Linked DNA regions of Mus musculus: all the other regions are linked to region 4. The links are chromatin loops, found by intact Hi-C in ENCODE. Cell type or tissue: gastrocnemius. All regions are shown on one strand. Region 1 holds the start of Ctss (cathepsin S). Region 2 overlaps Rprd2 (regulation of nuclear pre-mRNA domain containing 2). Region 3 holds the start of Tars2 (threonyl-tRNA synthetase 2, mitochondrial (putative)). Region 4 has its middle 15 kb from the start of Adamtsl4.

Region 1 (8,000 bases), 180 kb after region 4:
TTTGTATTTATAAAGATATGTCGCTCTGTAGCCCAGGCTGTTCTGGACCTCACCACACAGCCCAGGCTACCCTTGAACTTGTAGCAATCTGCCTGACTCCAAATCCCAAATGCTGAGATTACAGGTACAGGTGTGCACTACTACCATGGATGTTGCCATGGGTCCTCAAAAGTCTTCTCAAAAGAAAGGAACAGAGCCCTGTAAGTTAGTGATACAGGTAACTTCCTGGAATGTCCAGGATGAAGAGGGAATCATGTCTAAAATACTATAGTAGTACTTTTAATACTTTAAGAAGGGCTCTTCAGCTGGGCAATAGCATATGCTTTTAATCCCAGAACTCAGGAGGCAGGTGGATCTCTGAGAGTTCACGGGCTAGCCTGGTCTACATAGTGAGTTCCAGGACAACAGCTAGGGCTATGTAGACAGATGCTATCTGAAATAATAATAATAATAATAATAATAATAATAATAATAATAATAATAATAATAATAATAATTTCCAGAAAATTTCCAAGTGGGGCTGGAGAGATGGCTCAGTGGTTAAGAGGCTGCTCTTCCAGAGGACCTGGGTTGGAGTCTCAGACCTCATACTGCAGCCACCAACTTTCTGTGGCTTTGGTTCCAGAGAAAGTTGTTACTCTCTCTCCTAGTTTCCATGGGCACTGCATGTATTTGGTGCACACACACACACACACACACACACACACACACACACACTGGCAAAACACCCATGCACATAAAACTTAAAAAAATAAAAGAAAATTTCCAAACAAACATAGTTACAAAGTTAAAATCAGGACTCTCCAGGATTTTCTCACGAATCTACTTAAGGAGACTTCTCCTTCCCTTTTCCTTCTTTCTTATTTATTTATTTACTTACTTATTTTTATTTTATGTATATGAGTGCTCTATCTGTATGCACACCTGCATGACAGAAGAGAGCATCAGATCACATTATAGATGGTTGTGAGCCACTACGTAGTCATTGGGGATTGAATTCAGGACTTCTGGAAGAGCAAACAGTGCTATTAACTGTTGAGACATCTTTCCAGCCCCCCTTCCTCCTTTCTTAAAGAAACCCTTCTAATGAGGACATGTGTCTATCTTAAGTGGCCATTTCAATATTTAAATCACTGGCCGGGCAGTGGTGGCACATCCCTGAAATCCCATCACTTGGGAGGCAGAGGCAGGTGGATTTCTGAGTTTGAGGCCAGCCTGGTCTACAGAGTGAGCGCCAGGACAGCCAGGACTGCACAGAGAAACCCTGTCTCGAAAAACCAAAAATAATAAAAAAATTAAATCACCACAACATAGTGTGTGGGTGGGTGGGGTGGGGGGTGTATGGCAACACTACATAGCACCTCATTAATATGTATAGTTACTCTCCTCTCTTAAATTGGTTAAAATTTAATTTCAAAACTAAGCCAGGTACAATGGTGGATACCTATAGTCCCATCTTCAGAAGCCAACGCAGGAGGACTGTCAACAGGGAGTTCCAGGCCTGTCCAGGCAACACAGAGAAGGCTGGGGATGCAGCGCCACGTCTGACACTCGTCTAGTATGGGTGAGACCCTTGGCCTGAGCGTGAACACCAAAGTAATACAAACAACCAAGCAGCTCAACCTTCTCTCTCAAATAACCGTGCTCGCCTTCAGAGAAGCTAAAGGACAACCCAGCTCTTAGATTTGTACACCCTTGGGTTATTTTCCTTTTTCACATTTCTCCCCAACAAATCAAATATCTGTTTCAGAGGAGATACCCCAAACAGGCTTCTCACCAGGTGTGGTGGCCCACGCTTGTGATCCCAGCACTCAGGAGGCAGAGGTGAGGCAGGAGGAGCACTGTAAGTTTGAGGCCAGCCTGGTCTTCATATCGAGTTCTAAGGCCGCCAAATTTAAGAGGTGAGGCCCAGCCTCTAAAAAACACAGCTGATGCCCGCTCCGTTCCTATATTTAACAGAAATTCAGTAGTTGCCTGAAACTGGATTTATTATTATTGTTTTTGTTGTTGTTATTATTATTTTAGTTTTTTGAGATAGTGTTTCTCTGTGTATCCCTGGCTGTAGCTGGCCTCAAACTCAGAGATCTGCCTGCCTCTGCCTTCGGAGTGCTGGGATTAAAGGGGTGAAGCGCCACTCCTCGGCTGAAACTGAATTTTTTAAATGGTGTGAGCCTTCAGCTCATGCTTCACAGGAGCCCAGGTTTAAATCTCACCGCATCCACATACAACACAGTTATCACACAGTTAAGCCAACAAGAATCTCTCAAACAGACTCTCCCTAATCAGAAAAACAAGAGGCGAATGGGCGGCATGATTTTTGTTTTCAGCTTACTTCCTGAAAGCAAAGATTTAAAATCCCAGCGGCCTGACTGATGAAAAGATAGAGCATGTTTAAGGCCATATATGAAGAAAACAAAAGAAGCAGACAGTACATACATGGCAGCGTGGCCAGGAGCCCTCATGGTCATCCTGAAGTGTGGTGCTCACTCCAAAGATGTCCCTGGCAGCAGGAGGCTGCTTGAAATGACTCTAAAAAGAAATCGGAGCTTGTCACATGAAGCATCCACAATGAGGAAGTGAACTTTCATTTCGGTTTCATTTAAAGACTTATGAGAACAGCTGCCTCCGCCCTCTCCTTCTCACCTTGGGACAGTTTGTGTGTAATGAGCTGCCCAGAGGGCTCCATGGTAGAGGCCATCAATAGAATGACCTCAGCAGAGAACAGGACAAAGTTTTCCTCCAACCCTGTGTCATTTTGGTGGTCCATTTTATTCACATCGGTTCTGAGATGGAAACATTTAGTTATAAAGACATTTGGATCAGGCGCCTCAAATCTCAGGTTGCTACATGATTCCCTAGGAAGCCCTGTCTTATCCTTTAACACAAGTCATGTATGACTTATTGTGTCTAATACTCACTCATCAGTTCCTTTGTTTTAGTTCAAAGGATCTTAACACACACACACACACACACACACACACACACAGAGTTATACACATACACTTATACACACAGTTCTATCACATAGTTATCTCTCACAAACATACAATTATACACACATGGTTATCTCACATATTCACACACAGTTATACACATACATTCATCCATACATATGGTTATTATGCACATATTCACAGTTAATCTCACACATAGTTATACATATACAGCACAGTTATCACACAGTTATACCCACATGCACACATATACAGTTACACACACACTTACTCACACCAGGATATACACCCAACTGCCACTGTGGTCTTCTAGGCACAGCTGGGGTAAAATGAACTATTGGTTTTTAAACCTGAATCTTTATTAATCACCAATGAAAATGGGCATCTCTCCCATGTTTTTGACCACTGAGTTTTCTGAGGATTGCATTTTCAATTATTTTGCTCATGTTTCTAGTGTATTTATCGGTTTTCTTGGTGATCTGCAGGGCCTGTTTTTACTGTTCTGGCTAGCAGTCTCTGGTGGTGCCGTACACTCCGCCTGCCTTCTCACAGTTCTCCATTGGTTTTTTTCTTTGTTTGTTTGTTTGTTTTTACTTTGCTTATACTGATTTTTTTTTTTTACTGAAAATTTAAAATGCTGAAATAGAACATCTGGCCAGGTATAGTGCTAGTCTCAGGCCAGCCTGGGTTACATAAAACCTTGTCCTCAAAATACAAAACAAGAAGGCAGTGAGGTGAGGAACTCCTGTTTCAATAATCTCCTGGAACTGCCAACTTGTTTCATTTATGCTCCCATTTCCCAGATTATTTCGAAATAATTCCTAGATCTCATGTGTAATATGTTTCATATGAAAATGTTTCAAGTGTTTATCTATTTTTACAATTATTGTGTGTGTGTCGGGGGGGGGGGAACCAGTGTCATGCTGCTAGGGACAGAATTCAGGCGTGGTGGCAAGTACCTTTGCCTGCTAACCCATCTTGTACACCCTCATGTGTATATTTTAAAAAGAGATATGATAAAGAAATACAAGCACAAACCATGATGACATCTAACCTGACCACCATGTTTTAAAATACACATATTTTTTTCTTTTTGAGAGCTTTATTTTTCTTTTAATTATGTATGTGTGGATGTCTCTGTGTGGTTGTTCACATGAGTCCAGATGTCTTTGGAGGCCAGAAGGGTGCATCAGATCCCCTGGATGAAGTTATAGGTGTCTATTACCCTCCTGATGTGGGTCTTGGGAACGGAAGCGTGGTGCAGGAGCTGCGCATGCTCCTATCACCGCCATCTTTCCTGCCCCCCACCCCCCTTTTTTTTTTTCAGATGGGGTCCCCTGTAGTCCAGACTTTTCTTGACCATGCTATGTAGCAGAATCTGGTCATGAATTGCTGATCTTCATGTCTCCATCTGGAGAATTTCTCACATTACAAAGTTCACTCCTCCAGGTTGAGTATGTCTAACGCCCAGACTTATACAACTTAGACTTTGCCCATCAGGCACACCTGTAAACAAGACTTCATTCTTGGAATCAGCCTGTGAGGAACTAGGCCCATGAAATCCCTCTCGCTGAGAACTGCAGTGGAGTTGTGCACCAGCAGGAGCAGCAGGAGCAGCAGCAGCAGCAGCAGCAGCAGGAGCAGCAGCAGGAGCAGCAGCAGGAGCAGCAGGAGCAGCAGCAGGAGCAGCAGGAGCAGCAGGAGCAGCAGCAGCAGCAGGGACAGGAGCAGCAGCAGCAGCAGGAGCAGCAGGAGCAGCAGGAGCAGCAGCAGCAGCAGCAGGAGCAGCAGGAGCAGCAGCAGCAGCAGGAGCAGCAGCAGCAGCAGGAGCAGCAGGAGCAGCAGGAGCAGCAGGAGCAGCAGGAGCAGCAGCAGCAGCAGGAGCAGCAGCAGGAGCAGCAGCAGCAGCAGCAGCAGGAGCAGCAGCAGCAGCAGCAGGAGCAGCAGCAGGAGCAGCAGGAGCAGCAGCAGCAGCAGGAGCAGCGTTGCTAGCATGGGTCCCTAGAACCATCTGTGGTAATTACAGTGTCCGTGCCAACGTCATGGCGTGAGCAGCCTTCCTTGGGTGGCTTGGATAACAAGTTCACAGTTACACAATTGTCTCTATGATTGACTGAATTGACTCAAAGATTCTGAAAGCCTTCTGCAATTTTCTTTTAAAAGTAAAGCTTTATTTTTATTTTATGCATCTAGGTGTTTTGTCCATGTGTGTGCAGTGCCCAAAGAGGTCAGAGAGGACTTCAGATCTAGAACGGAGTAACAGACACATGTGAGCTTCCATGTGAGTACTGGGTATCGAACCTGGGTCCTCTAGAAGAGTAGCCAGTGCTTGGGGGCCGAGTCATCTCTCCAGACCCCTTTCTGCAATTTTTAAGGAAGCTGTAGTATTCAAATAGATGGATCCGGTAATGATATTCACAGAAGTGCTGACATCAGAAAAAAAAAGAACAGGGTCACAGAGGCAGACCAGGAAAGCACTGCTCTCAGACTACAGACAGGAAATACCAGGGGAAGATATTTGTGAAATCCACAGAAACCACAGCACACTGTCTCCGTTCTTCTGTTCTGTGTCTGGGTGTTTTGCTCTTGTGTGTGTGTGTGTGTGTGTGTGTGTGTGTGTGCAGGGGTGCATGTGTGAGTATGTGTACGGAGGTCCATGGACAACCTCCAGTGCTTGCCATAGAAACACTGTCTCTCACTGTATGGCTCTCACCAGTAAGGCTAGACCACTGGCCAGGGAGCCCCAGAATACCACTGCTTGCCCTTGAGCATGGGATTGTGAGGGCATGATATGCCCAGAGTGTTTACTTGGTTTCTGTGGTCCCATCCCAGTTCCTGGGGCTGGTGAGGTACACACTTCACTGTCTGAGCCCTACAGATCTGATTTCATCCCTTCTTTGTGTGTGTGTGTGTGTGTGTGTGTGTGTGTGTGTGTGTGTGTGTGTGTGGAGGGGGGTGCTTTTAGCTTTGGTTCCCTCTATATGCACTTGCACACCCAAACATACATGGGTCATTTTCCTCGGTGTGAAATGAGCACTGTCTAGGGTTTCTACTCCTGGGATAAAACACTATACTATGGCCAAAAGCAACTTGGGAGGGGAGGGTGTATTTCAGCTTATGGTTCCACAGCACAGTCCATGACTGAGGGATGCCTTGGCAGGAACCTGGAAGCAGGAGCTGATCGAGGCCATTGAGGAACACTGCTTACTGGCTTGCTCAGCTTGCCTTCTTATCGTACCCAGGACCACCAGCCCAGGGGGGCCCTGCCCACCGTGGGCTGAGTCCTCCCAATCCATCATCCATGAAGATGCAGACCTAGGCGTCAGGCTGCGGCAGGCATCATCTCAGTTGAGGTCTCCTCTTCCAAAATGACTCTAGCCTGTGTCAAGTTAACAAAAACGCAAAAAAGATGATGTCTACCGAGATTTAAAAAATGTAAAATAGGGTCTAGTGACACGTGTCTATAATTTTACTCTTTGGGAGGTAGAGGCAGGAGGATCAGGGATTCAAGATCATACTTGGCTACACGATGAGTTGAGGACCAGCTTGGGCACATGAGACCCGGCTGATGAAGGAAGAGGGAAAAAAATTGGGAAAAAAATTTTCATACATTTTGATCATGTTTTTCCTCATGATCAAAATTATTTTATTTATTTGTGTGTGGTTTAAATAGATACACAGTGCTCCTGTGCCTATGTTGGGGCCAGGAGAGGACACTGAGTCCCTTAGAGCGGCCCAGGGGGAGTGTCAAATGACCCTTTCACAGGGGTCACATAAGACCGTTGGAAAACACAGATATTTACATTATGATTTATAACAATAGCAAACTTACAGTTAGGAAGTAGCAACAAAAATAATTTGATGGTGGGGGGAGGGGTCACCGCAACATGAAGAACTGTATTAAAGGATCATGACATTAGGAAGGTTGAGAACTGATGCCTTAGAACTAAAGGTACAGGCTTCTACACCCAGTGTGTTACATGGGTGTCACAGGACCAAGGGCCTCTCCTGCCACTGAAGCCAGATAAATCCCCTCAGCTCCTCCATTGGGGTCCCTGTGCTCAGTCCAATGGTTGGCTGTGAGCATCTGCATCTGTATTGGTCAGGGTGTGGCAGAGCCTCTCAGGAACAGTTGTATCAGGCTCCTGTCTGCAAGTGCTTCTTTGTGTAGCAGGCATCCTTCCTGGTTTAAGGCTCGTTCCCCACACCCAGGGTCATTCCCCACAGCCCGACTCATTCTTGAGCACTTTCCTCAATGCAGAACAGACTTCCCTGTAAATCCCATCTTTGTTGTAGTCGTGTTGTTTGGGGGCCTTGCACCTTGCTGTCATTCTTTTTCTGTTTTGTTTTGTTTTTGTTTTTTTGTTTTTCAAGACAGGGTTTCTCTGTGCAGTCCTGGCTGTCCTGGAACTCACTCTGTAGACCAGGTTGGCCTCGAACTCAGAAATCCGCCTGCCTCTGCCTCCTAAGTGCTGGGATTACAGGTATGCGCCACCACGGCCCGGCTTCCTTGCTGTCATTCTTGTCTCTTCCTGTCAAGACTGGCTTTCTCCATTCCTTAATGTCTCTCCAGAAGATCCACGTGTAGAACTCGCAGGAAGCCCCTTCCTTGACGACCTCTCTCCCCTTTCCCCATCAGTGATGTTGTGAACCCGACAGACGGTAGCACAAGGTTAGGACTTTATTCCACACTGTGCCATGTACGGTCCTTTAATTCTCCCAACCAACTTTAAAAAAACACATACAAGATCTGAAGTGGCTCTGGCCGTACAAAGCTCCCAGTACGTAGTAATTGGAGGCAAGAGGGTGGGGAGGAAGTTGGGCAGAGAAGAAAGGAAAAGGATCCTTCCGGAACATTCCACACCACAAACTGGATTTTGTACAGTAGCTTCCCTGGAAATGGCGCGCACTGGCTTGCTCCATGTTGCTTTAACTAAAGTGATCTAGAAGCATTGCAAGGCAGGACACTAGAACGCAGTGCCTTGATGATGATGATGAGAAGTTCCCAGAACCCCTCGGAGGGAAATGAAAGCAGAAAGAGGAAGC
Region 2 (8,000 bases), 63 kb before region 4:
TTTTTTCTCAAGAAAGAAAATTTTTTCCAGGTGGTGGTGGTGTATGCCTTTAATCCCAGAACTCAGAAGGCAAGGGGAAGGCAGATCTCTGGAGTTTGAGGACAGCCAGGGCTACACAAAGAAACCCTGTCTTTTAAAGAGATTTTTTTTCTTAGAACTTTATTTTTGTCTTCCACAGTTCTATTGATGAATTAAAAAAAAAAGACTTCACAGCTTGTTGAGGTAAAATAAATGTAGAAAAGACCAAAAGAATTTCCTGTCTTACAAAATATAAGTAACAGCTCTCTCTTTAAGTTCACTTCTTTATAGAGGAGGGGTTATATCTGCCTTCATGCTTATGGAGGTCAGAGGACAACTTGTGGAAATTGTTTCTCTTCTACAATGTGGATGCTGAGAATCAAACTCAAATCATCAGGCTTGGCATTGGGTGCCTTAGCCATTGAGCCATCAAACTGACTTGACAGTAACTATCTTTGACAAAGCAGTAGTCTATGAAAGAACATGTCCCCCACAGTATCTGAGAGACAATACTGAGTATCTTTTTAAAACATCTTACATACATACCTCACATCTGTGACTTCAGCATTCGGTCAGGATTGTTGTGATTTCAAGGCTAGCCTGGGCTGTGTAGCAAATGCCTGTTTGAGAAAACAGAGTAAATAAATAGCACAGGCTTGGTGCTGCATGCTTTTAACCGCAGCACTTAGGAAGCAGAGGTAGGTGGGTCTCTGAGTCTGAAGCCAGCATGGTCTATGTAGTGAGTTCTAGGGCCGCCAGGGTTATATAGTGAGACTGACCCTGTCTCAAAAAGCAAACAAAAGAATAAATACACAAAGGGTAGACCCAGTAAGGGTCACACTGGCAGAAGTATTGTAATTTATCCAGTGTAGGCTAAAGAAAAAGTGCTAGACTACCAAGGGGTATATACAAGACTGCATCACAAAGATCCTCCTGAGCCAGGAGTGTAGCTCAGTGTAAAGTACTGGCCTAAATATGTGAAGCAAAAACAAGAATAATAATAAAGTTTGTTTCCAGTGCCGTGGGTTTGTAAACATTTTAGCCACTGTGAAATTAAGGATGAACTTTTCAAGAAATGCTGAAAATGGAGCTCTGGTGAGACTCAGGTGCTTTTGCTCCTGAGTTTACATTTGAAGAACTCAACACACGGAGGTTCTGTTGCCTTTAGCAGTTAAGAAATGGAGCCAGCCTCGGTACCCATCCACAGATAGTTAAAGTATGCACATATGCTCATATGGGTTTAATTCAGCCATATAAAGAAAATGAGAAATACACTATTTGTAGGGAAATGAGTATAACTAGAGACCATTGTGTTAATCAGGGTAAGTTAGACACAGAAAGACAAATGACCAGTAATTTGGGCCCTCTGGAAGAGCAGAAAATGCTCTTAACTGCTGGGTCTTCTTCAGCCACTCTTCTGGCTTATTTGTTTGTTTTATGTATTTATTTTTGAGGTGGGGTCTCAACTACATCATTCTGGCTGACCTTGAGCATGCCGTGTAGACCAGTTTGACTTTGAACGCATGGAGATTCACTGGCCTCTACTTCTGGAGTATTGGGATTAAAGCCATATGCTACCACAGCCTGGCTCTTTTTTCTATATTGTGGCTCTAGAATATCTAATGCCTTCTGTCCTCCACATCTACATAAACAAATAAAAACAGGCAGATCTCCATGCATTCAAAGCCAAACTAGTTTACACATTGGGTTCCCAGCATTTAGAAAGTAGAACCAACGCCGGGCGTGGTGGCACACGCCTTTAATCTCAGCACTTGGGAGGCAGAGGCAGGTGGATTTCTGAGCTCGAGGACAGCCTGGTCTACAGAGTGAGTTCCAGGACAGCCAGGGCTGCACAGAGAAACCCTGTCTCGAAAACCAAAAAGAAAAAAAACAGAGAGAGAAAGAAAGTGGAACCAAGAGGATTAGAGTGTAAGGCCACTTTTAGCTACATAAGAAATTTGAGGCCAGCCTGGATTACATAAGAATTTCCCTCCCCCAAAAAAGACAAGGCCAAAAAGATGATGCTCAGGACTAAAGAACTCTTACTACTCTTATAGAGGACTCAAGTTTGACTCTCAGCATCCACATGGCAGCTTATACCCAAGCCTAGCTAAGGAGATCTGATACACACACACACACACACACACACACACACACACACACACACACACACACACACACACACACACACACAGAACTCATACACATAGAAAATAATTTTTTTTAAAGAGAAAAGGTGGGCAAAGATGCCTGAGTGGATAAACACACTTGTCACAAGCCTGATGGCCTTGCTCAGTACTGGAACCACTCTATGCACGCTGGGCACATGTACAAACACACAACTCATACACAGCAAAAATAGAATTTTAAAAGAAAGAAAATGTTCCTTAAAAAGTAATTCCAAGCCGGGCGTGGTGGCGCACGCCTTTAATCCCAGCACTCGGGAGGCAGAGGCAGGCGGATTTCTGAGTTCGAGGCCAGCCTGGTCTACGAAGTGAGTTCCAGGACAGCCAGGGATACACAGAAAAACCCTCTCTCGAAAAAACAAAAAAAATCCAGTCTCTGGCTTTGGTGATTCACACCTTTAAACATGGCGTGGGAGCAGAGGAGGTTGCGCAGAGGCTGGTGGATCTCTCGTAAGTTCAAGGCCAGCCTGGTCTCCATAGGAATGTAGGAGTATAGTGTGATACTCTGTCTCAAAAGGAAGGTACACCAGAGACTCGAGGGATGGTTTGGTGGATAAGAGCACTGGCTATTCTAAAAGACTTGGGTTTGATTCCCAGCAGGCTCATAGCAGTTTACAACTGTTGGTAACTCCAGCTCTAGGGATCCAATGCCTTTTTCTGGCCTTCTTGGGCACCAGGAATGCATGTGGAACATGGACATACATAAGGACAAAACACCCACAAACATACAAAATAAAAGCCTTGATCTAAACTTGTTGAAAAAAAGTATTCCAGACTGAAGTTTTGTGTATGTTCTTTTCCCCTTGAGAATAACAGTGCATGCTCACAGGTTGGCATAAACTAGAAGGTGGAAGGGCAGGAATATACTTTTGTTTTTAGAGAGATTCCACAGCTCAAACACAGATGCTGGCTTAGAATGTTGTGTTAGGAAGCGTTTGCTTCCTTTCCTCTGCTGCTTGGCTTTGTTAAGCTGTGAATGATTCTGACATTAAAAATCCCTCTCCTTCCAGTTTCCTTTTATTACAGGACTTGCATCTGGAATGTTCTGGGACTATCTGAGTGCTTTGCTGTCTTAGATTGATAAATAGACCTGTTTGGTTTTGGTTTTGGTTTTTGTTTTTTCGTCTCAGCTAGGCGCTGCCTGTTTAGTCTAGATTCCTTTTAACTTCATATTTTAAAGTCTATCCCACCAGAGTGAGTGATAATATCTAATAAGCCTGCCTTGTTTTCATTATAATGTGGGTAGTTGTTCTTTTTAACCCCTCTAATCTGTGTTTCTGCAGGCTTGTCATCATTACTTCAGAGTGTTACTGCGAACCCTGTGCCAGCCAGTGAAGTCACTTCCCAGAGCACCACAGCCTCCCCTGCGAGCACCACAGGCTCTGCCGTAAAGGGGAGAAATCTACTCTCCAGTACCCAGTCTTTTATTCCCAAAAGCTTCAACTATTCTCCTAGTTCTTCAACTTCTGAAGTCTCTTCCACTTCAGCAAGCAAGGCGTCAGTTGGGCAGAGCCCGGTGCTCCCAAGCACTACGTTTAAACTACCATCCAGTTCTTTGGGATTTACTGGTACCCACAATCCTAGCCCTGCTGCCCCACCTACTGAAGTTGCCGTGTGCCAATCCTCAGAGGTCTCCAAGCCAAAGCCAGAATCAGAGTCCACCTCTCCAAGCCTGGAAATGAAGATCCACAACTTCTTGAAAGGTAATCCTGGTTTCAGTGGCTTAAACTTAAACATCCCGATCCTAAGCAGCTTGGGATCCAGTGCCCCATCAGAGGGCCATGCCTCAGACTTCCAGCGTGGTCCTACTAGCACTTCAGTTGACAGCATCGATGGAACTCCTGTTCGGGATGAACGGAGTGGGACACCCACCCAGGATGAGATGATGGATAAGCCCACATCCAGCAGCGTAGACACTATGTCCCTGCTGTCTAAGATCATCAGCCCTGGTTCCTCAACACCCAGCAGTACAAGGTCGCCACCTCCAGGAAGAGATGAAAGCTACCCCCAAGAGCTCCCCAATTCTGTGTCTACATATCGACCGTTTGGTCTGGGCAGTGACTCTCCCTACAAGCAGCCTTCTGGTGGAGTTGAGAGGCCGTCATCACTGATGGACTCTTCACAGGAAAAGCTCTTCCCAGATACTTCCTTCCAGGAAGACGAGGACTACCGAGATTTTGAGTATTCAGGGCCTCCTCCATCTGCCATGATGAATCTAGAGAAGAAACCAGCCAAATCCATCCTGAAGTCAAGCAAGCTTTCTGATGCCACTGAGTACCAGCCAATCCTGTCTAGTTACAACCACAGGGCCCAAGAGTTTGGGGTCAAGTCTGCCTTCCCTCCATCTGTAAGGGCCCTCCTGGACTCTAGTGAGAACTGTGACCGTCTCTCATCTCCCCCTGGGCTATTTGGTGCCTTCAACATAAGAGGGAATGAACCTGGGTCTGAGCGGTCACCATCACCAAGTAAAAATGATGCATTTTTCACCCCTGACTCCAACCACAGTGGCTTGTCTCAGTCTACTGCTGGGCATCTCACGTTGCCACAGACACAATACCCAGACTCTCCTCACTCAGTCCCACATCGTTCCATTTTCTCTTCACAGAGTACCCTTGCCGCTCCAGCAGGCCACCCACCCACATCAGGCGTGGAAAAAGTCCTGGCCTCCACGATTTCCACCACATCGACGATTGAGTTTAAGAATATGCTTAAAAACGCCTCACGCAAGCCCTCAGATGATAAGCATTTTGGCCAGACACCCAACAAGGGTACTTCAAGTGATGGTGTCAGTCTCTCAAACCTCACCCAGCCCAGCTTGCCCACCACTGACCAACAACAGGAAGAACACTATCGAATAGAAACTCGTGTTTCCTCCTCCTGTTTAGACTTGCCTGACAGCACAGAAGAAAAGGGGGCCCCTATAGAAACTCTAGGTTATCATAACGCAGCTAATAGGAGGATGTCAGGGGAGCCGATAAAGACTGTAGAGTCTATACGAGTTCCTGGGAAGGGAAATAGAGGACATGGGCGCGAGGTTTCAAGAGTGGGTTGGTTTGATCTGAGCACACCAGGCAGCTCTTTTGACAATGGTCCCTCAAGTGCCTCTGAGTTGGCATCCCTTGGGGGTGGGGGCAGCGGAGGCCTCACTGGCTTTAAGACAACGCCGTACAAGGAACGGGCACCCCAGTTTCAGGAGAGTGTCACCAGCTTTCGTTCCAACAGTTTCAACTCAACATTTGAGCATCATCTCCCCCCATCCCCTTTGGAACATGGGGCACCCTTCCAGAGAGAGCCAGTGGGGCCGTCATCTGCCCCACCTGCCCCTCCTAAGGATCATGGTGGTATCTTCTCTCGAGAGGCACCCACTCATCTGCCCTCTGTGGATCTTTCGAACCCCTTTACAAAGGAGGCATCTCTGGCCCACGCTGGCCCACCACCTCCTCCAGGAGAGCACAGCGGAGTTCCTTTCCCTCCACCCCCCCCTCCTCCACCCCCGGGGGAACTTAGCAGTGGAGGGACTGGTGTCCCCTTTGCTACTCCAGCCCCGCCTCCACCCCCTGTTGACCACTCTGGGGTTGTACCTTTCCCAACTCCACCACTGCCAGAGCATGGAGTAACTGGGGCTGTGTCAGTTTTTCCCAAGGACCATAGTTCCCTCCTTCAAGGGACCATGGCTGAGCATTTTGGGGTGCTCACAGGACCCAGGGACCTCAATGGCCCTGGTCTTAACCGTTCACGAGAGAGCCTGAGCCTGCCTTCCCATCCTCTGGAGCACCTGGGCCCAGCCCTTGGAGGAGGTGGGGGAGGCAACACCAGCAGCAGTGGCCTTCCCTTGAGTCCCGCACACAGAGACGCCATCGGCCGGAGTGGTATGATTTTACGGAGTCCCCGGCCAGACTTTCGGCCTAGGGAAGCTTTTCTCGGCAGAGACCCATTCCACAGTTTAAAGAGACCCAGGCCACCTTTTGTTAGAGGCCCTCCGTTCTTTGCACCAAAACGCCCATTCTTCCCTCCCAGGTACTGATGGAAATCTGGGGAAGGCATTTTGAACAGTCTATAGAGAGCATTGGAAGTAGCAGTTTGGGTTTTTGTTTAAATTTGGTTTTCCTTTCTTGTTTTTTTTTTTCCACTTTGTTTTTTTTTTTTTGTTTTGTTTTGTTTTGTTTTGTTTTTTTAATGAAGGGCCCTCCTTCCAAATTCAGAAAGCATACATGGTAACAGTTTGCTATTATCCAGTCCTCTCTCCACACTTAGGGCCTTTCCAATTTGTTTGTATTTTTTCTTTAAAAAAACAAAACACACAGGCATAAGTAAACATAACCAAAGCCACATTATTTGGCTGGGGGAGTGGGGAGGATAACAGTATTTATCCCATCTATTGAGAGATTACTTACATCGAAATAAAACTTCGGTCAGTACAGGTAATAACGTGCAATGTTGGGGTGTTATTTGGGTCTTGGCCTTGCTGATGGTCAGTAGGAGGAGCCCTGTCTCCTTCCCTCTCCAGCTAAGCAGCTTCTGTAACCAGCTTGGCTCCCTTCTTTGTATTTTCTACTCTGCAGAGGACCGAGAGTGTTTGCAGAGGGGAAACAATGGGCAGTGTGGGGCCTGTCGACTTTATTTGCTTTACTCTAAAAGCATGTGGAAACAGAATGCTTTCCTCTTTCCTTTTTTAAGCAGCCTCGTCTGAACTATTACCAGGCAGTGACTCTGAGGCAGTACAAACTTCATTATGTGCAGTAAAAAGTTTTCTCTTGCTAGATGTGGTAGCACACACAAGTCCAGCACTGGGAGGCAGGGGCAAGAGAAGGGCACGTTTGAGGCCAGCCCGGGCTATAGAGTAGAACTTTATCTCAGAAAGAAAGGAAAGTTTCTTTGTTGAAAGAAAAAGCTGAATATAATAATTTCAAGGTTAAAATGGGAAATGATCACAATATGTAAAGCTAGGGACAGACCACTCAGTGACCAACTGTCTTTTGTAAACAAGGAAAAGGGAAACATTTTGATGGTTCTCCGTATCTATTCTAAGCCCTTGTCTCCTGCTTTCCCTTACTTTTTCTCCCTCAGTTATTCTGACTAAATTGATAATGAATGTAGGTAAAATGTTGTCCCTGCCTTCTTAAAAATTTAAGTAGACACTTAACTTTACTATGGTGCCTAACTGGTGGTTTTCAGCAAACATTAACTATTAGAGAAAGGAAAATATTGTGTCTTTATAGTTTCTTTCTACCCTCACCCATCACAGTCCTGTATTCATCCTGTTCTTGCTGTTTCAGAGGCGATTGGGTGGTATCCTTACATGATACTGCGTAGGCGTGTCTTAGAGGCAGGGGGTACTGAGAAAGCAGCGTCCTGAGGAATCCATGTTATCCCTCAGCAAATAGCATCTTGGTGCTTTCAGTACCCACCTCTCACCCTCACCCTCACCCTCATTTGAGTTGCCTGAGTCATTGCTGTGGAGGGGAGAGCTTTCTTCCCTGCATTAAAAACTTTGTTTGTGTTTCTGCATCGAATCCCTAAGGGGAAGACAATCGTGGATCTTGGAATGTTTCTGTCTTTGTATCTGGGAAGCAGACACTGCACACTAGGTTTTCTGGTAGTGTGTTGCACCGGGGCACACGCTGAGGACCTCCAGCTAGGTGTGCTGCACCAGTGTGTTGAGCTTTTGAAGGAATTCCAGCAAGTTCACACAGGACTCTACAGAGGAAAGAAAAGGAGGGCTTTGGATTCCTCAGTGGGGTGGGTAGGGAATGGAGGGAAGGGTGGCCTGTGGTTGAAGACAATCCTTTTGTCTTG
Region 3 (8,000 bases), 52 kb before region 4:
GCTGAGCCTCTAAGATCCTGATGGCCTCCTGGGTTGTTTGTTTGATCCTCTATATTGTCATAGGTGGGATGAGACCATGGTGCTCTGGAGGGTGATCGCTATATACTATGTAGATAATTGTGTTTTCCAAATACTGTACAATCGTGAACCAAGGGGGGGAAAAGGCTTTCATTGTAACACCTGAGTGCCAAGCACCCTACCATTGAAGTACATCCCTAGCCTTCAGGGAACATTTTTTTTGGGGGGGGGGGGTGGTTTGAGACAGGGTTTCTCTGTATAGCCCTGGCTGTCCTGGAACTCACTTTGTAGACCAGGCTGGCCTCGAACTCAGAAATCCGCCTGCCCTCTGCCTCCCGAGTGCTGGGATTAAAGGCGTGCGCCACCACACCCGGCTCAGAACATTTTTAAAGTAATCATAGAATTGGAGGGGATGTGTGGAAATGGGTCCTTCTGGTCAACTATCCATATCTGTCCTTGGTCACATATTGGTGATTGATATGTCATGCAGAAACCTACTTGGCTCTTCTCTCTTACTCCATCCTTTTTCATAACCCAGTGAGGCTTAATAAATGGAATGTCGGCTTAAAAGGATCACAAGGGATAGTCACTTCATCTGGGCCAGGCCTGGGTCACTGGCAGGGTAGAAGACTCTGAATAGCAGCTCTGAGTTCATGAAGTTCCATGTGTCACGAGATCTCAGAAATGGCAGCAGTCTGGGGAACACACCCAACTGCTAGAGTGTACTACTATAGAGACAATGGAATCTGGCTCCACTTCAGAGTTAGTACCTAGCTGACAGCTCCACCTTTGAAAGAGCACCAATTTTTAGACTTCTTCGTTGGCTTCTGCCCCCCGCCCCCAGGTTGTTTTATTCAAACCAGTCTTACACAGCAGGAATGAGTTACCTCCTCTTGTGTGTAGACTTAGTAACGCCATCAGAATGGGTTTGGGGGTATTAGGGTGTTTCTCATACTTGCTTATGAGTAACTAGAGACAAGTCTGGTCAGTTGCCGTTCACAATTGCTAAGGAGTAACTCACACGGAGGCTGTGGAGATGAGGCTTCTAGAAGGTCACCTGTAAGAGCCATCTCTAAAGTAAACATCCTGTTCTGTGTAGAAGGGGAGAACATGACTTAAAGGAAGAAGTGTGATTTTTTTTAAAAAATGACGTCAGAGTTACTTGTGGAAAGAACTTTTTTTCCCTTAGCCGCAAAGATGAGGTTGGGAGGGCAGGCTAATTCGTTGTAGAGCATTTGCTTAGCATATAAAAGGCCCCAGTTTGATTCCTTAACATTAGGAAACAAGAAGACTGGAATTTATTTAGACATAAATATGGTTACCTTGGGGGAAGGGGACAAAGGGGATTGGGTTGTGATTTGTTTGGGGTTTGTTTTCTTTTTTGTGCTTGGGGTTGAACTCACGACCTCATACATATTAAGCACTGTATCCCAGCCCCTCCTGGTTTTCTCTTTGTTTTCTTCATCCCTTTGCTCTCACCTAGGCTGGAAAATATCAATATGGGTGGAGGCACTAGTGACAACTAAGAAACAAAAGCCACATCTGTTCATGTTTGACTCAAAAGGATGCCTGACTAACCCAGTCCACCCTGGACTTGTAGGTTCAAGGCAAACCAAATGTTTTCAGCCTCTTTTATTTTCTATCTCTTGTATCCTGTTGTATTTGTAAGATGCTCAAGTTCTTTGTCAACTGGTCTGTGGAAAAGAAAGGATCTGATGCTCCCTATCTTTTTCTTGGGGTATCTATGAGAATGAGAAGAACATTGACAGCATCCAGTCATTCTCCCTTTCATGTGCTAGAGCCCTGAGCCCCCTACATGAGAGTCCTGTAAAGCAGCTGGTCCTTGCTGAGGGCAGTAGAAATAAAAGTATAAAGCTGGCCCCATGTTAGAACGTACACAGACAATACTGAATAGTCTTTTAAACCCGAATTACCAGCACGTCTTAGGGACTGGAGCTGTAAGAGTGGCAAAGTTACCATTTCTGAGACTCTGAGCCCCAATGTCCCTTGGGAAAAGTGGCAACAATTTTTCACATTTTGGGTGCTAGTAAGCAGAATTTGGTTCTAATAGCTAAAATGAATTTGGGACTATGTACTGATCCTGATAAAATGAAAAGTATCCATTGGAGATAGTTACAAGTAGCTTAAACCTATAAAATGAATCTTTTTTTTTTTTTTTTTTTTTTGGTTTTTTGAGACAGGGTTTCTCTGTGTAGACCAGTCTGGCCTCGAACTCAGAAATCTGCCTGCCTCTGCCTCCCAGGTGCTGGGATTAAAGGCATGTGCCACCACGCCTGGCCCCTAAAATTAATATCTTAACCAAAACTTTGACCAAGTGAGGATGCCTGGTCTAAAAGTAGAAGAAACCTGAGAAGTTGCTTTATTTTAATTAAGGATTTGGGGCGCCCTTTATTGCAGACTTCCTTCTCCTCCTGTGGACCTCATTTACTCAGTGTCTGTAGCTAGTCTGTAGGAACAAGTTAGGAAACACCACATTTCTTGATTTTTTTCTTGAAAGTACTTCACTCTAAAAGTCCTGTGGGCACAAGTGTCTGGGCCATGTGCTTCAGGAAGGAAAAGGAAAGAAATGCATGTTAGCAAGCATGACCCATTATGAGTCTGGCCTTAGAGAAGTGATGTGACTCTGAGCAACCCAGGCTGTGGCTTGGACAGACTAGGACTTGGCCTTGAGATAATTTTCCAGGGTTTAAAGGGAACATAAGAACACTACTGACAGAGTTGTTCTTGGAATAAGATGGAATTGTGAAATAGTGCCACATCTCGGGATCCTGGCAGGCAAGAGTGGGGTGAGCAAGAAAGTTGCAGAGGTGTTTTCCAGGTAGACTAAAAGCTTAATATCTCCTGAAGCCAAGGCATGTTCAAGGAGAACAAGTATGTATTGGCCTTAGATACCTGGCTTGCTACAGTGGGTGAGGGAATAACACAACATTCCTTCCACTGCAGGTTGCGTGATGTTGGTAGCTGGTCAGCATTAGCCCAGTGCATTGCACATAGTAAATGTTAAAGGATGCGTGTAAGAAGCTGTCATTCCCGGGTGGTATCTCCCTGTGATCCTAACAAAAGGACACTGTAGAATAATTTAAAAAGTAGTGACAAAAATCTCTACCTTTTGAAATTTACAGTCACTACATGATCAGTACATATTTAACATATATTTATTGAGCACCTCCTAGATTGTTGTCTGCAGTATGACGCTACCCTGCCTCTGTTATAGTGCCACAAAAAAATCTAGGTCTGCCATTGCCATTTTTTGTGAATGTTGCACTCTGACCACAAGAACACACACACACTATCTTCCTCCCCACAGCCTTGTCTCTTTCTTTGTATTTCAGGATGTCTAACATATCAGAAGATGGAGCCCCAGAGTGGCCTATGACTCAAGTCAGCTGCCCTCCTCAGGCAGAACGAACATTGGGCTTTGGAAGCCTAGGTTAAGCAGCTTGTTCTGACAACTCTTCCACAAGACCCCATGATCCCATCACCACTGCAATCTGGGAATGGACTAAGTGTCCCCACCCCCAGGTGAGGGACTACTTGAGTTAATAAGGGTGCTAATAAGTTCATTTCCCTTTATGCTTCTCCACACATCTGACCGTGTTTCTGTTTTTACTGTGTAAAGCTAATATGTCTAGCCCTGCATCTGAGATTTAATGGAGAGAGATCAAAGAAAGAATAAAGAAAGATGAAGGTGGGGTGCTGATGAGAGACCAAAGGCTTATGTAAGGAACAGAGAACAAGATGTTGGATGTCTCTAAGATGGTCAGGGAGTCTATTGGAAATAAACTATGGAAAGAACAAGGTATGCTGGAAGAGTGCACACTGCAGATTCATCGGCACGCATGTTTTTTACCTTAAACTACCTTCTGTAATCTTTGAATTCCACATCTGAGACCTGTAAGATGGCTCAGCAGATAACAGGTACTTACTGCCCAAGCCTGGCAACGTGACTTTGACCCCTAAGACCCATGTAAAGTGAAAGGACAGAAGTGGCCACAGAAAGGTAGCATGTGACCTACAAAACTGTGCCGCCCACGCCTTCAAAGATTCTTCACACACACGCAATAATGATTGATTGATTAAATTCCACATCTGTGACATTAAGAGGTCTCTAAAGTCCCTCCACCACGACTGCAAAGGAATGACCACCAAGATAGTCTTAGAGTTGTTACATTCAGTGGTAATAACAGTGTCTTGCAAGCCGGGCAGTGGGCGTGCACGCCTTTTATCCCAGCACTCGGGAGGCAGAGGCTGGTGGATTTCTGAGTGCTAGGCCAGCCTGGTCTACAGAGTGAGTTCCAGGACAGCCTAGGGGAAAAAGAGAACAAAAACAACAACAAAACCAGTGTCTTGCTGCTGGTGCTAATTATCATATACCAAGCACCGAGATGAGCAATTTACACAAAATGTACCTTCAGAATGGAACATATATTTTTATTCTTGTTTTATAGATTAAAAAATCGAGATTACAGAAAGTTTACTTAAAAAAAAAAAAACTACTTAATGCCAGATCCAGGATTTACACTAAATGTTTAGTTCCAGTGTCTGTACTTGTTTCTTGTCAGCTTTAAGAATGTTTAATAAATTTTATAATTAAAGGAAAATGACTAACTTCCACTTCCTGTTTTTCTCTCATTCTTGCCCCAGGAGGTATGCCCTGTCCTCAAAGTTGGATGCCTTCTTGTCACTTTGGGAACCCAGACTGCAGGTGTGTGCAACAGCTTCCACTTTCCGGTCAACCGGAACCTTTCCCAGAGCGGCTGCTGCTGTGTGGGTTCTACCTCAGCGGAGTTCCTGGGGGTGGTGCCCGGCCGGAATGGCGGCTATGTTATCCAATAGGAAAGGATATTACTGACTTAGAAGCCAATGAGGAGCCTGGTGAGGAAGAAGCGGTGATCGGAGCATGGAGGTACCGATTTGAGACAGCATGGGTCTCTGTCTGAGGTGGCGCCGGCTTGGGTTCCCACTCCCAGAGTTCCGCCGCTGCGAGCTCCACACCGTGCGTGAGGTACGCCAAGCTCCCAACCATTTAGCCCAGCGGAGTCCAAGGGGGCAGGCTGTCCAGCCCCTCCTGGACCCTGCTGCCCCACTCGGAAATGTGCGGTTCCTTTGAATCCCCAAATTAAGACCTAGTGTCACCCAGTTTCCACCTTAAAACCAATGCTTCTTAAACACCCATAACCCCTACGACCCCATTCCGGAGTAGTGGAAATAAGCCCGCGATACCTCCTAACGTGCCTTTTCCTCCAGGCCTCTGCACCAACTCCTCCACATTGGTTGGCAGAACGATTTGGCCTTTTTGAGGAGCTATGGACCGCTCACGTGAAAAAGTTAGCAAGTATGACACAGAAGAAAGCCCGGGCTATTAAGATATCACTTCCTGAAGGCCAGAAGGTAGATGCTGTTGCATGGAACACAACCCCTTACCAACTGGCCCATCAGATCAGGTATCAAGCCAGCCTTTCTACCTACAAGAATTATTTTTCTGTCCTTTTCTGCACCCGGTCAGAAAATGAAAGCATCTTTTTGTTTCTCTTTGGTTTTTCGAGACAGGGTTTCTCTGTGTAGCCCTGGCTGTCCTGGAACTCACTCTGTAGACCAGGCTGACCTCAAACTCAGAAATCCGCCTGCCTCTGTCTCCCAAGTGCTGGGATTAAAGGCATGCGCCACCATTGTCCCGCTACATTTTTTCTTTTTCTTTGTTTCCCATCAGAAAGGTGTAGTCTTTGGGCAGGGAGGGGGTTAGGGTTGGGGGGGGGGGTCAGTCAGTCATTTAATTGATTACCACACAAGCATAAGGACCTGAAATATGAATTTGTGGAAGGAAACTGACTCCTAAAAATTGTCCTCTGACCCCCCCCCCACACACACACACACACTGTAGCATGTGTGCCCCACCCATAAATAAATGAAATAATAGTTTCAGGTTAAAAATAAAAAGGGTGTGGTGACATGTGCGTGTAATCTGGTCAGCCAACCTAGCCTGCTGGCGATGCTCTTTGCCAAAGAAAGACCCTCTTCTAAAGGCATGATTGTTGACTCCCGAGGAAGAATGCACACCTACTCCCCCAGAAAAGCATCTTGTTAAAAGAAAAAAAAAAAAAAAAAGGCTGGGCGTGGTGGCACACGACTTTAGTCCCAGCACTTGGGAGGCAGAGGCAGAGGCAGAGGCAGGGGGATTTCTGAGTTCGAGGCCAGCCTGGTCTACAAAGTGAGTTCCAGGACAGCCAGGGATACACAGAGAAACCCTGTCTCCCATGTGCTAAGATTGCAGGTGTGAACCCCTACGCTCAGATAGTCCTTCTTGCCAAGCATAGTGCTACAGGCCTGTAATCTTAGCATTCAGAAAGTGGAGGTCAAAGATTCAGAATTCAGGGCCAGCCTGGGCCAAACAGCAAGACCTGTCTTTAAAATAGAGGGTAGGATGAGGACTTTTTTTTTATAAGGATTTGTCTTTATAGTTTCAGAATTTCTGCCCTTCCCAATGTAGTGGATACATTGGGAAAAGAAACAGCAGATCTTTACTGCTCTGGAAACTTCACTCAGCAAATTAGAGTTGCTGAGAAAAGTCAGCCTCCTGCCCTGGGGATTGTAACAACTCTGTCTTCATTCCCACTACCCTCCTACTGCTACAGTGTAACACTGGCTGATACTGCAGTGGCTGCTGAAGTAAATGGAGAACTTTACGATCTGGACCGACCCTTGGAGACAGATTGTCACCTCAGATTTCTGACATTTGATTCCCCAGAGGGCAAAGCGGTAAGTTTCTCCCATATGGTGAGCACAGTGCCTAATTATCTGAGTGATCTTTAAACAGGAAAATGTAATTGTTCTTTTGCTTCACTTTCTCAATTCAAAAGTGGGGAGGAGACTGATCACAGACTAATTATTCCTGTGGAACCTGGAAAGTCTTCATGAAGGCTTTTATTTAGCATTGGTCTATAAAGCAAATACCTTGTGTGCTTGTGAAAGGGGGAGAAAAGGCTGAGAAATAGGATAACCTATTCAACCTCTTGTGCACACAGTGTAAGTCATCCGTGATGTCTGCCTAGTTCTCATGGGTTCCATAACGGAGCACAAAAGCCAGGGCCTTCCACTTTGTTTGTTATTAGAGTTCAGAAAAATATATTTATCATCTAAATGTGACTAGTGAACCAACCCAAGAATAGTTCCATCCCAGCAGATCCCAGGAACAGAAAATAATGGCACTAAGCAAAACAGACTGCTAGGACAGCTACTGGGTGGGGCCCCGGTGTGTAGCAACAACACACACAGCAGTATTAAAGAACTGTGGGTTGGTTTTGTTGTTCTGTTTTGTATTTTTAGGACAGTGTCTGGCTATGTAGCCCAGGTTCAGGCTCCAGCAAGAGCTTTCCCTCCAGCCAGCACATGTTTTATACGTAGTATATACCGAAGCCCTGAAGCTTACAGGAGCAACAAAGGCCACCGACCTGGCCTCCTGGTCCAGGAAACACTGAGGATGTGTAGGGTGGACCCACACTTCCACTCAGTAGCAGAAGAAACAATACTGACCCTCTGCTTTCTTTAAATGTTTTTTATTTGGGGCTGGAGAGATGACTCAGCAGTTAAGAGCACTAGCTGTTCCTCTAAATAACCAGGATTCAATTCCCAGCACCCACATGACGGCTTCTAACTGTCTGAAACTCCAATTCCAGGAAACCCATGACAGCAGGCATGCATGTGGTGCACATACCTGCGCAGGAAGGCACAATACCTATATATATACACGTGTGTGTGTGTGCGCGCGCGTGTGCATGCATGTATTATGTGATTACATGCGTGCCTGGTGTCTATAGAGTCTGCAGGAGGGTGTCAGATCCCAGGAAATCAGAGTTATAGGTGGTTGTAAGCTACCTGATTCAGGTACTCAGAACCAAAACTGGGTCCTTTGCAAGAACAAGTGTTCTTAACCATTGGTCCATCTCTCCAGCCCCCATTTAAAA
Region 4 (8,000 bases):
TCTCTCCAGACCTTTTGTTTTTGTTTTCTGAGGCAGGGACCCATGTAGCTCAGGCTAGCCTTAAATGTGTTATGTAGCTGAGGATAACCTTGAACTAGTAATCTTTTTCATACAGTATATTCTGATCACAGTTTCCCTCCCCCGACTCCTCCAGAGCCTTTTTACCTCCCCCACCCGCCCACCTTCCTTCATACCTGCTTTCTCTTTCTCTTTCGAAAAACTAACTAGCAAACAAACAAACAAACAAACAAACAAAAAAGAACCAAAAAAACCAGAGAAAACAATTTTAAATACAAAATCAAAAACCAAAACCAAGCCGGGCAGTGGTGGCACACGCCTTCAATCCCAGCACTTGGGAGGCAGAGGCAGGAGGATTTCTGAGTTTGAGGCCAGCCTGGTCTACAGAGTGAGTTCCAGGACAGCCAGGGCTACACAGAGAAACCCTGTCTCGAAAAACCAAAACAAACAAACAAACAAACAAAAATAGCACAAGGAACAGAGAGACACTGGCTGGGAGTGGGTGGTAGGGGTGAGGAGGGAACAACAGCAAAAAAATAAAAACACAAAACCAGAAAACAATACACAAGCAAAATAAATAAATAAATAAATAAATAAATAAATAAATAAAAATTTAAAAACAAAAAACAAATCAATATGAGACAGACAAAAAGTGTACAAAAGTACATTGAGTTTGTTTTGTGTGGGGTTGGCCATCTGTTGCTGGGCACAGGGCCTTACCGTAAGTGTGGTTAATATACCCAGTGAGATTGTATTGGAGAAAATCTGTTTCCTTTGCAAGTAGATGTCGCTTGGAGACCTCCTTGGTTAGGGATGGGAGCCCCCCGTATCCACTTCCCCTTGTAGCAGTGGCTTCCCCTCCCTCTTGCATTGTGCTAGCCCATGCATGCTGCCACAGACTGAGAGTTCACATGTGTGTCAGCCCTGGTGTCTGGAACACACTGTTTCTTTGGTGTCATCATCCCTGCTGGCTCTTACAGTTTTTCTGCTTCCTCTTCCTCATAGCTCCCTGAGCCCTGAGAAGAAAGGTTTAATGAAGACATCCCTTTTAGGACTGATGGCTGTTTTAGGGACAGGTTTCTCTATGTCGCCTTGGCTGTCTTGGAAGTCACTATGTAGCCCAGGCTGGCCTCAAACCTAAGATTCTCTTGCCTTAGCCTAGGTTTCAGGTGTGCCATCACACCAGCATTCTCTTTCCTTTTTCTCCCTCTCCCTGTGTCTGTTACTCTCTAAAGTATGAAACTGTAATCTATTCTAGCATGGTGGGTTATTGTAGAAAATGTTAATCCCAGTCTGGAATTTCTACCCTGCCTTTGATCATCTTTATTCCAAATAAAAGACACATAGCCTTCATATTTATAATAAGCTTTAAACAGCACAAGAGTTGGGCAGATAGCTATTCTCTATGTAATTAGAATCTACTTTTTGTCACTAATCCTGAGTTATTTGCTATGTTTTATTTATTTGGGCTGTTAACTCCTATTGGCCAACCTTCAGGGCCATGGTTTTGACCCCTAACCTATGACATCTAAGTAAGTATGTCTTTTATCAAGGCGGGTAGAAACCCCAGACTGAGATTAAAAATTTCTACAACAGTGGGTCTTGTCTATAATTCTAGCCCTTTGCAGGGAGGTGGGTAGAGGCCTTGAGGATCAGGAGTTCAAGGCCAGCCTCAGTTACATGAGAACCTGGTTAAGAAACAAATAACAGGGCAGAGACTATCATGAAAGTCTTCAGGAATCGGTACATCACCTTCGCATGGGACCATTCAAATCTGTGAGACTGGCTGTGACTTTACTACATGGACTTGTTATGGAGTTTGTGACCCCAGGGAGAAGATCATAGACTCAATCCAAATTTACAATTTAAATATTTATTGGTTACTTTCTAGCAAGATGATTCAAGGTTGCCATGTAGAAAGGATATGGGTATGGGTAAGGGCTTTTTTCTATTCTTTCTTTCTTTCTCTTTTAAAGATTTATTTTATTTATATAAGTACACTGTCACTGTCTTCAGACACACCAGAAGAGGGCATCAGATCCCTTTACAGATGGTTGTGAGCCACCATGTGATTGCTGGGAATTGAACTCAGGACCTCTGGAAGAGCAGTCAGTACTCTTAATCACAGAGCCATCTCTCCAGCCCCGATTTATTTATTCTTTTTTTTGTTTAAGATTTATTTATTTATTATATGTAAGTACACTGTAGCTGTCCTCAGACACTCCAGAAGAGGGCATCAGATTTCGTTACGGATGGTTGTGAGCCACCATGTGGTTGCTGGGATTTGAACTCCGGACCTTCGGAAGAGCAGTCAGTGCTCTTAACCACTGAGCCATCTCACCAGCCTAATTTATTTATTCTTATTTTATGTACATTGATGTTTTGCTACGTGTAATGTAATGTACGTAATTCCAGAGCTAAAGTTACAGACACGTGTGAGCTGCCAGGTGCATGCTGGGAATTTAACTGGGTCCTCTGGAAGAGCAACCTGTGCTCTTAACCACTGAGCCACCTCTCCAGCTCTCCAGCTCCTGGGGAAGGACTTCCACAGGCAAACAAGCAAAAACTATTCTGTTCTGCCAGGTAAAGTGGTTAAGGCAACTCAAAACAATCTTTGGATAGCTGTGTAAACAGTTACAGAAGCTAAGTACTCATATCATAACAGGTAGAAAGTCATAGCTGTACATTTTTAAGTGGGGGTCAGAGTCAGGGTTACTGGGAACTTATCTTCCAGCGACAGGGTCACAATCAGCTGATATGTATCAAGATGAATGCTTAGCAGAAAGTGGAACTTCTTTGGCCATAATAGGCTTCAACACCAGGTATGAAGATAAGGTCTTGATAAAAAGCTTCAGTGAAAGAAGCAAGGGTTCCCAGGAACTCACACTTCTACAGAAAGAGAAGATTCATCGCCGGAGAGATAGGAAACAGCTTGGAGGTAGAATCACACCACATGTAAGGTCCTTAGGTAAATTACCCGAATGAGAGGGAGATAAGCCAGGTATGGTGGGGTCGAGGCTGTGGAATCCACTGGGAAAGACCAAAGGCTTAGATTACATGAATTTATTCTTACTGCTCCCAGAAGGACCACGGCCTTAGAGCCAAACATCATGCCCTGAAGGAGGAGGTTATGGTGGGGTCTTAAGAACATCAGAAAGGTCTGTGTTACACTGACCATGGAATCCACACCAGGCAGGAAAATGGTTTTAGCTCCCTTGGTTTCTTACTTTTCAGTTCTACAATAATAAAAAGAAACCATCTTACCCCTTTCCCACAGCAATTAGCAAAGGTAGCTGTTAGGGCTGGAGAGATGGCTCAGAGGTTAAGAGTAGTCAGTGCTCTTCCAGAGGTCCTGAGTTCAATTCCCAGCAACCGCATGGTGACTCAAAACCATCTGTAATGGGATCTGATGCCCTCTTCTGGTTTGTTTATACAATAAATCTTAAATTTTTTTTTAAAAGGCAGCCGTTAATACCTCATGGCCCGTTTTCCTATTCTAATCTCACCTGCAGGCCACTGGGCTCGCCCGGGCACACAACTGTAATACTTTCAATGTTTGCTCTGCATTGGTACTTCCTTACTGCTAAGCCCCTCACTCCATCTCTCTTATCCTCTACTGCATCTCCCAGGAACAGCCTTTTGGCCCCCAGAGTCCCTAGGGTATGCTTGGCTCCATACTAAGTTTCTCTACTCATCATAGGGATGTACCTAAGGTTTTCCTCAGATCTGAGAGCTTTGGTGACTGGGATAGAGCAGTTCACTTCTGAGCAGGGGAAACCACAGTCCCTTGCAGTTAGGGCTGCCTGTCACATCCCCACAGTGGCAACTGTAGCCCCAAGATTTAAGAGATGCAGGGGTGAGGAGCAGTAACTCAAGGTCACCTTAAGCACTGCGTAGCAAGTGTTTCTCAAGGCCTCTGCTTCATGGCTCGCTTCCAGGTTTCTGCCTTGACTTTGCTCTGATGGCCATCAATGGTGGACTGTAACCTGTATGATGTAAACCCTTTCTCTCCCTTGCTTTGGTCATAGTCTTCGTCATAGGAACAGAAAGTAAATTAGGACAAGGAGGCATTGGGGGGAATATAGTCAAATTCATTATATTTGTGTATGAAAATAACGTGAAGTCTATTGATACAGGTGATTAACCTATATCAGTAAACAAAAAGCTTGAATGTCCAAATGCAAAAAAAAAAAAAAAAATCCTAAAAATTATTACAACTCTGTTCAGCAACCTGCAGCCCGGGAAACCTGTCAGGTCTACAAAGACTTATTGGAACTGTGATATTTCTTTTCTTTCTTTCTTTCTTTCTTTTTTTGTTTTTGTTTTTTTTTGTTTGTTTGTTTTGTTTTGTTTTTCTGTTTTTCGAAAGAGGTTTTCTCTGTGTATCCCTGGCTGTCCTGGAACTCACTCTGTAGACCAGGTTGGCCTCGAACTCAGAAATCTGCCTGCCTCTGCCTCCCATGTACTGGGATTAAAGGCGTGCGCCACCACTGCCCAGCAACTGTGATATTTCTAAAGCAGCTTAAAAGGACAGGAGGCAGAAAAGACAGGGGCCTGACTTTCAACCGCTAAGACACACTATATTTATTAGTGCACTTAGCAAGAGGCAGCCTCTCTCCCACGGGAAATTGAGGGGTCTACAGAGGGTAGAGGGAGCTGGCTGAAATGGTTTATAGGGTTGGGATGAGGGACTTGGCAGTAAGGAAGTTGTTATTTTCCAAAACAAAGTATCCTTTCTAGGATGTCCATAAGAACAAAAGGTTATCCATAACATTGTAGGAATCTTGTTTTACTGTACCAGGGGTACTTCAGGAGACCACGTGCCATCTTCCAGGGCCCACAGCCTCCTGGTTTTCACAGTCTTGCCTTCTCGACAGTCCCCGAGTCTCCCCAAGCTCACAGTACCCAGCCTTAGATTACTCATTTGGTCTCACGTGACCCTCTGATTCCCTAGACCACAATGCTACCACCATGCAGGGGCAGTAGAAGCCCAGCTCCGGGTCTTCCCGGCAAAACGGAGCAGGGCGCGGAGATTCGGGGCGGGGCCTAGGGCGGGGTTCTGGACTCTGAGAAGGAAACCCTGAGCAGACCTTTGGACTCAGCTCTGCGGGAATCACATCAGCCGTTGACTCAGTCGACTCCCCCAGGCATAAAATCACAAAAGAGTTTTTGTTAGATGCTGATTGGGGAGGGAGGGGGAAAAGGGAGTCCAGGCTCCTTTTAGAAGGCCAGACCTCTGCAGTTTGAGCCAGGGGCCGCCTGGAGCCGCCCGGGACGGCCCAGAACGGCCCAGAACGGCCCGGAGCCAACCTGGGGGGAGCAACAGGACTTGGAGGGCTCAGAACTGCTAAGGCATCTCTCTCTATCCCTGCTGAGAGTCCATGCAGTTGGTCCTGTGTGGATTCACCAGGTAGTTGCTGAGTGCAACGTTAGCCAAACCTATCCGAACGTTTGTAAAATGTTAAACAAGGGCAAAATCTGGGGAACAGGTCCTGATAACGAAGATTAAACTGTAAATTACTTTAAAATACAAGGCAATTTACCTTCAATTCCAGTACTGCAGAGGCAGGAGGACCAGCCTGGTCTATACAATGAGTTCCAGGCCAGCCAGGGTACACAATAAAACCTTGAAGAAAAAAAAAGGGGTGGGGGGCAAAGTGGCAAATCAGATACCCTGATGGGATATGAGATGGGACAGAGAGAGATGGCTCAGCAATTCTGAGCACTTGCTTGCACGGGAAATCGCAGTGATTAGACCACTCCTGTGGGTGGAAAAGGAAAAGTTTATTCAAACTGCCAAGGCTATCTCTCAAGGGTCAAAAAGGTAGGGAAAGCCTTGCCAGTTATAAAGAGAGGAGCTAGCCAGAACAGCATGGAGGTTCAGAGTGGTAGAGGGGCTTTGATATGTGTTACAGTTTATGTTAATAGGGAACTAGTTGCCACATTTGCCCCATTTGGTAGGGAAAGATTAGGGAAATGGCTCTACCTGGCAGTCAGAAGCCATTTTGTAGGCTTCTGGAGAATGCTGAGTGTAAGCTTTTGTTTATCCACAGACAAACTTGTTCTATTTTGAGTCCAGCCTGAGCTGAGCCCAGATTGTCATTTGGGGACACTGTCAGGAGTGCTGCCGTTTTAGGGACTTGAGGGTGGGGGCCTAACATCGCTCTTCCAGAGGACCAGGGTTTGATTCCCTGCACCCACACAGCAGCTCAGAAGTCTGTAACTCCACTTTAGGAGATCTGACCCCCACTTCTGGCCTCTTGGGGTTCATGGAACACAGGCATAGAAGCAAGAAAAACACCCACACAGAGCAGGCTGGGAAAGGTAAAATTTAAAGAAAATGGGAAGCTGGATATGGTGGTTCATACTTATAATCCCAACACAGAAGGGCTGCATGAGGTGAAGGCCAGTCTGGGCCACTAAGGAAGTTTCTAGCTAGCTGAGGCTATCTCAAAAGCAAACAAAATCAAGTAAATAATAAATCCCACCCCTGCTGTGAAGGACTCACTGGAGAAGAACAGATGGGAGAAGAGGGAGGTCTCCCCATAGCCTGGTCCTGGGGGAACAGCCTCTGCATCCCTAACATTGCTTTCTAATTTGAGGTGGACAGTGATACCCCTCCCTCCAGGCCCTTGGGTGGCCCTGAGTTGCCCTGACCTATGCTCTCTCATTTCAACATCAAAGAACTTGTTGTAGAAGCCTGCGCCTCAGCCTCATCAAGGCCTGTTTCACTGCAGTCCTTGGAGAGATCCCTACACAGTGGTACCCTTTGCTCGGGTCACCAAAGCCACTGTCCTCCTCTGACCACACCCTGGGCTCCACTAAGCCCTCCCCTGTTTGGGAGGAAGCCAAAGTTGACTGTCCTGTTCTGTCCTGCTGCAAATCTCATGTACACTCTGCTTAGTTCAGCGCATCGGTGGCTCTGGGACAGCCCTGTGCCCAGCTTGCAGCAAAGGCTCTTCCCAAGGTCCACACCCAGCCTCCCCAAAGGAGGCAGCAGGGAAGAGAGCATTCTCGTCCACCTCCCTGGAGACTTGGCTTGGATCGCTGGGGTCTGGCCAGCTCTGAGGATCCATCTGTTCTCAGCCATCAGACAGCAGCAGCCACCAGCCTCAGAAGGTGGTATTCAAACCTTCAGAACCCTGAGGCCACGTCAGAGGTACAGCCACTGATGACAAGTCCCTAACAAGGTGCAAAGCACAGGACATCCTCCTGGCCCCACGCTCTGTCTCAACAGAACACAAGGTGTTTAATGGTCAATTCATGAGAGACCGGCTCTCCCCGCAGCTTCCACCTGAGGTCCGCAGGGCATCCTCTTCTGAGGAAGGGGGATGAGAGCATACCCCCTCATACCTGTTTAGACAAAGTGTTTTAATGTCAAGGGTGGCAAGATGGCTCAGTGGGTAAGGCCTGAAGACCTGAATTTGATCCCCAGGACCCACACAGTGGGAGAAGTTACCCCATTCCTGAAAGTTATTTTCTGCAAGTGGTAGCAGAGCTGTGCTGGGAGTGTGCAGACCGAAGTTTTGACTCCAGTTCTGCTCTCATAGCCAAGCCTCTCCCACGTATCCCTCCTTCCATTAGTCTGCAACTTCATTTCATAATGTCCTGAAGACAATGAAATGACACGAAGAAGCTAAACCGCCTTTGCAGAGCTCGGGTATGTGGCTGAGTGACAGAGCAATCCCTAAGCACATGAAGGCTCTGAGCACCATCCCTGGGCCTGCTGAGTGCACAGAGGAAGGACAGACCTCGGTGAGGTACCGTGCTGGGGAGCACTCAACTGTGGGTCTCTGAGCTTCTACTTATGGACATTGCCCAGATGTCACCGGACTTAAGTGCCATTCATATGCTTCCAAACATGGTTACCTACTTCTTTTTTTTTTTTTTTTTTTGGTTTTTCGAAACAGGGTTTCTCTGTGTAGCCCTGGCTGTCCTAGAACTCACTTTGTAGATCAGGCTAGCCTCCAACTCAGAAATCC

Evidence for each region. Peaks named below come from ENCODE experiments on the same cell type or tissue, not always from the same donor. Only the 100,000 strongest peaks of a DNase experiment are listed, where the experiment ranks them.
Region 1: it touches region 4 in a loop (2.4-fold over the local background); 3 of 42 quality-filtered maps call a loop at or near these places.
Region 2: it touches region 4 in a loop (2.0-fold over the local background); 2 of 42 quality-filtered maps call a loop at or near these places.
Region 3: a loop joins it to region 4, with 3 times the contacts of the local background. A loop is called at or near these places in 2 of 42 quality-filtered maps.

Annotation. Positions count from the first base shown.
Region 1 is chr3:95,521,362-95,529,361 of GRCm38, reverse strand. Ctss (cathepsin S) reads right to left here and starts at 2,576. Exons shown (of 8, transcript NM_021281.3): 1 at 2,437-2,576. The coding sequence starts at 2,462. It overlaps Gm40096 (a long non-coding RNA gene), which reads left to right and starts at 4,863. Exons shown (of 3, transcript XR_867467.1): 1 at 4,863-4,970; 2 at 5,148-5,235; 3 at 6,115-6,151. In gastrocnemius, no CTCF peak of the experiment used is centred here; no DNase peak of the experiment used is centred here; H3K4me3 peaks cover 1,341 bases; H3K27ac peaks cover 239 bases.
Region 2 is chr3:95,761,908-95,769,907 of GRCm38, reverse strand. Rprd2 (regulation of nuclear pre-mRNA domain containing 2) reads left to right here. Exons shown (of 11, transcript NM_001368178.1): 11 at 3,488-8,000. The coding sequence ends at 6,228. Among named protein-coding and RNA genes, the nearest start is that of Tars2, 11 kb to the right of the region's middle. In gastrocnemius, a CTCF peak has its summit at 4,181; no DNase peak of the experiment used is centred here.
Region 3 is chr3:95,751,802-95,759,801 of GRCm38, reverse strand. Tars2 (threonyl-tRNA synthetase 2, mitochondrial (putative)) reads left to right here and starts at 4,825. Exons shown (of 18, transcript NM_027931.3): 1 at 4,825-5,044; 2 at 5,287-5,483; 3 at 6,672-6,795. The coding sequence starts at 4,964. In gastrocnemius, no CTCF peak of the experiment used is centred here; a DNase peak (open chromatin) is centred at 4,851; H3K4me3 peaks cover 1,500 bases; H3K27ac peaks cover 1,143 bases.
Region 4 is chr3:95,699,389-95,707,388 of GRCm38, reverse strand. No RefSeq gene overlaps it. Among named protein-coding and RNA genes, the nearest start is that of Adamtsl4, 15 kb to the right of the region's middle. In gastrocnemius, a CTCF peak has its summit at 4,990; DNase peaks (open chromatin) are centred at 5,054 and 7,047; H3K4me3 peaks cover 955 bases; H3K27ac peaks cover 3,171 bases.